2 separate regions of the Mus musculus genome follow, and region 1 is linked to region 2. The links are chromatin loops, found by intact Hi-C in ENCODE. Cell type or tissue: left cerebral cortex. All regions are shown on one strand.

What was found. Hi-C counts contacts between places; a loop is a spot of excess contacts. Peaks named below come from ENCODE experiments on the same cell type or tissue, not always from the same donor. Only the 100,000 strongest peaks of a DNase experiment are listed, where the experiment ranks them.
Region 1: it touches region 2 in a loop (2.8-fold over the local background); 4 of 42 quality-filtered maps call a loop at or near these places.

Annotation. Positions count from the first base shown.
Region 1 is chr1:118,510,997-118,513,496 of GRCm38, forward strand. It overlaps Clasp1 (CLIP associating protein 1), which reads left to right. Exons shown (of 43, transcript NM_001359328.1): 20 at 1,709-1,732. Among named protein-coding and RNA genes, the nearest start is that of 2900060B14Rik, 53 kb to the left of the region's middle. In left cerebral cortex, no CTCF peak of the experiment used is centred here; a DNase peak (open chromatin) is centred at 1,373.
Region 2 is chr1:118,758,485-118,760,984 of GRCm38, forward strand. No RefSeq gene overlaps it. Among named protein-coding and RNA genes, the nearest start is that of Tfcp2l1, 130 kb to the left of the region's middle. In left cerebral cortex, a CTCF peak has its summit at 1,291 (motif pointing left); DNase peaks (open chromatin) are centred at 1,281 and 2,170.

The DNA.
Region 1 (2,500 bases), 250 kb before region 2:
ACCACGTTAGTCATTCACCCCCAAATCTGAGGACTTAGTTTAAATCATAACACTAGGACTGGGTTACTCACGTGCCCACTAGAGTATTTCAAGGTCACTGTAAAGCTAATCTTCTGAAGTGTTTTGACATTGGAAGCATGCAGACAGGACAGGACAGAGACAGTACCACTTGTTCACTGTCACCATGGGCAGGCTGTGCAAGCTCAGAGTCTGTCTCTCTGCCAGTGACCTTGTGGAGAGGTAGCCATCTGACTCAGGCACATGGTTGAGGATGGGTGAGATTACATGAAGGTCCTTTGTAAGTGATCACCCTGCAAGGTCGCAGAAAGAGCTGAAGTAAGAGCACTGCTAAGCTGAGACATGTATGTCCTGGAACCATATGTCCAGGCAGTCCTGTTCCCCTGATCTCAGATATTCTCTCGAAAAGAGGCTTAGTGAGGGCTCTCTTCTTCCTCGAGGTAACTACTGTTCCATTAATGTACAAGTACGAAGGTGCTGCTTTGTACTTTGTGGTCAAGGAAGAAGCCGCAGGTGTGCCTTCCCGTGGTGAACAAGTTAGATCTTAGTATTTGCCAGGGTGTCAATACTTTTGATCCACTTTTACTTTTGGTTTTTGTTTATTTGGTTTTATTTTTGTTTTGGAGACAGGGTCCCACTGTATAACCCTGGGTAGCCTGGAACTCACTATGTAGACCAGACTGGCCTCTAACTCAGAGATGGCTTGCCTCTGTTTCCCACAGATATACCTGGCTCCCCTTTAGTATTTTTAGTTAGCATTGCCTGACTGTTTTCATGCCAGCCTTGAGAGACTCTAGGGTGAGTACTTACTCGTATACATATGTGGTGTTTAGTTCAGGCCTCCGTAGATTCCCTCAGTGCTGATGAGAGGCCCAGGAGTTTGGTCTGGTGGCACATGAAGAACCCTTCAGACTCGCTGAGGACATTCTCTAAGCACAGTTTCCTCTCCAGACAAGGCTGCGGCATTGACTCTTCTCTCCCTTCCCCATAAGAATTCTACCTTTAGTTTCCTTGGTTTTGCCCCACCCCCACATGCTACTTCAGCAAAGAGTGAAGTAGCACGTAGTTCTGAGACTGTGCCCAGGTCCTACTTAGAGTGACAAGACACTTGCCTTGCAAAGTATAGCATTAAAGCTGATAACCCTTTTCCAAACTTCTAGAGTCCAGACACATGAGGGAAGACTTGGAGTACGTAGGCCTGGATGCAGGTACTAAGTGCAACAGCTGCTGCTGCTGGGCGAGTAGTTGGGATAGGCCTTGCTGCAGCCTCTAGCTCTTCTCACTGGGTTCTGCTCTTGGGGTTACTCCTTGGAACCTGAACTTTTAGTGGCTCCTCTACACCCCTCCTCCTGCTAGAACTTTCAGGGAATGGGAACTTTCCCAAGGATGATACAATTGGCAAACCAGAGACTGTGAGGCATGCTGTCGACTGTGATACAAATGTGTGTCACTGTTCTGTTTTGCTTTCCAAAGGCAAACTGTGTTACTCTGGGCTGAGCTGGCTCCTGGTGAGGCCCCTTAGCTGGCTTCCCACTCTGCCCTGCTTCTGAACTCGGTTTCCTTTTTTTGGCTTTGTTTTAAAGTGTACATTTTGCTTTTTTAGTAGCTAATAACATTCTGCTTTTTAATTTTCTGAATGTTACTAACTGTTCCCTGTTGTCCCCTCCCTTGTTTTTTAATTGGCTTAAAGACGGTACTACCACTAAAGCGGAGGGTAAGCGGTTTGTTTCTGTGATTGAGGTGTGTGTCTCTCTGGTCCTCTGTTCCCACCGAGTGCTGCCCAGTGCCCACTTGTCCTCACTGAGGTCCCTGCATGATGTGTTGCACGCTGTCCTTACCCTCTTCTTCATTCTGTCTCCAGGGGCTTCTTGCCTTCCCTCTGCCTCAGTTCTCTTCCCCTTTCTTGTTTGATCTTTGTTCTGGTGAATCAGGGCACTGAAGTGTGCTGTGGGTGGTAACCGTGCTGAGGCCACACTGGGAGGAATATTCAACATCACTTTGTACGTTGCTCTCTTGGGGTTTGTTGCTCATGAAGCCCCCACCTGAGCTGCACTCTCTTTTTTTTTTTGTGCTCCGTGGGCCTCTCGGGCTCATCTTTTTTGTCTGAAAGTAAATGTCTGGTCAACTACCCACATTCTGTATTGGTGAAGTTTTCTGATGAGCTATAAAGACATTTTTAAATAGTATTTTACTCTCCTATGAAGAACACTGCCAAATTGTTGTTTTTATTTGTGTCAGTGTCACATGCCCCTGTTTCTTCATTTGTGTCCACTGATCTTCCTACCAGCCACGTGGTAATACTCTTCTCTGTGTTGAGTTCTGCAGTCCGCACCATGGAGGGAAATGGCCATGTCCACATCCCCTGATCCACAATTTAGGCTAAGAAGCTCTTGTTCAGACCTCACCTTGGTCTTTGAACTTGAGACATAGCCAATATAGTGTGCACTGACCTTAGCTTAGCAACTGTTAGGCAACATTATCC
Region 2 (2,500 bases):
GCCAGCCCCTGTAATGGGAATAGGAACTTTCAGAAGTGTCCACAGCTGCTCATGAGCCAGGGGTTCTGGGAGACGTTGCATGAGGTCCCAGTGTTCTCTAGTTCCTGGTGGGAGGGTGGCAACAGGAAGTTGGTCCTGAAGGTCACTGAACTGGTTTCTGTGACAGGAACCTGACAAAGGCAACTTAAAGGATAAAAGGTTTCTTCTGGCTCCCAGTACACAGATGCAGTCGGCCATGGAAAGGAAGTGGCTGGTCACACTGCAGCCAGCGTCGGGAAGCAGAAGGAGATGATGCTAAGCTGACTTCCTCCTGTACACCTGACCAGGCGCATCAGTCCACCTGACAGTACCACTGACATGCAGAGTATTCTCCTGCCTCTTACCTGGTCTGGATATTCTCTGTGGAATGCCCACAAGTTTGTCTGTATGGTGGTTTAGTTTAGTTGGCACAACCTAGAGTCCCCCTGGGAAGAACATATCAGCGAGAGATTGTGTAGATCTGGTTGGCCTGTGGGAGCGTTGGGGAGGGGGGCGTGTCTCTTGATTTTCTTAATTGATGTGAAATTCAGTCCATATTTGTATGAGAATGTCATAATGCAATCTATTATAAATCTGTATAATTTTCAGGGAATTTAGAAATATTGGATAGAGCGCCAGAGAGATGTCTCAGCCTGTAAAAGTGATTTGGGAGAGCAAGCTACACAAGCTGTCCTCTGATCTGTCTGTACACATGTGCATACCCACCTACTACCACGGCATACAACCCCCACCCTCCTCACACACACATCATGTACACAATAGTAATTAATAATACTGACAACATTAAAATCTCATTGGATGGATCTGAAGGCTGAGGGCTACAGGTTTGCACCACCCAGCCCCAAGCTGACTCCCTCGGGAGTCCATCACCCCACCCCCAGACCTCATTAATACTACAGCTGCTTCCCCTGTTTCCAGGTGGTGAACACATGGAAGCCATCTGCCCCACGAGGCACCCTCCCTTTCCCAGTGATGATCTGGAACCACAGAGATGAGCAGGAAACATCTGCTCCTAAGGTCTCATTTTGTGATCAACCCTACTCCTAGGTCAGACAGGACAAACCCTGATGATGCCTCTGTGCCCACCAACGGCATATTGTTACTTTGTTACAAGAGTAACAAAGTCGAGAGTATCAAACCGTCAGGCTGCTGCAGAGATCCAAGTGAACAGTTACCCTGGGAGACTCACCTCTCAAAACTGAAATCTCCTTGCACCTACCTCATTTCTGGCCATCTACTGCCACCTGCTGGCAAGACAAGTTCTATGTGTAAGAGGACAAAAGGAAAGCTGTAGGAATTTCCACAGTTGCTTCTCCTACACAGTACCAAGAGCATCTGTTAAGACAACACACATGGTGGTGTTACGGTTGATGTGGATTTCTTATGCATCTCTCTATGAGTGTATGATGTGTGTGTGTGTATGTGTGTCTGTGTTCCACGTTTGCTTGTGTACGTGTGTTTGCAGGTACTTGTCAGCCTGTGTCAGTAGCAAGCAGAGGTTGAGGTTAGATATCTTCCTTGATGGTTCTTCACTTTACATATGAGGCAGGGTCCTTCACGGTCCCAGAGTTTGCCAATTCAGCACATCGAACTCTCCAGCTTGCTCTGGGGATCTTGTCTTCGTCTTCTGAGCTGTGGGATAGATAGGTGGGCTGCCACATCAGACAATGAGATTGCATGTGCATGTCACCACATCTGACTTTTTAAAAAGTAAAGCCTTTAAAACACTTTAAAAGTTATATCTATTTAATTGTGTGTGTGTGTGTGTGTGTGTGTGTGTGTGTGTAGTTTCATGACCTTATGTGTATACCACATACATACATGTTTCTGTGGAAGCCAGAGAGGGCACTAGATCTCCTGGAACTGGAGTTGTGAGCTGCCTGATACCCCTATGCTGGGAACTGAACTGGGTTATTTGCAAGAGCAGCCAGCTTTTAATCACTGCTCTCAAGACCCCCAAACCCAGCTTTTCATGCAGTTGCCGGGGACTGAACCCCGCTCCTCCTGCTTTCAGAGTTTATCAGTAACTTTCCTAGTGCTGTGAAGAAACACCACGACCACACCCACTTATAAAGGATGGGATCGACTCACGGTTCCAGAAGGAGAGGGTCCATCGTGATGAGAAGCACTGAAGCAAGCAGCAGGATGGCGGCTGGAGCACAGAGCTGAGAGATCACATCTTCAACTGCAAACACAAAGTAGACAGCAGGCTGTAAGCCCGCCTCCAGTGACCGGCCTCTTAAAGGTTCTGCAACTTTCCCAAATGGCACCACCAGCTGACGCCCAAGTATTCTAACACATAAAGCTATGGGAGAAACTTCTCATCCAAACCACCACCCATAGCAAGTTCTTTCTAGACTGCCTCCACTGATCCCAACTTCTCTCTTCTGTGGGACTTAAAGCCAGTGACTATAGGTTCCAGATAACTCCAGATGCTTCCAGGGTAGCCAATAGCTTCAGA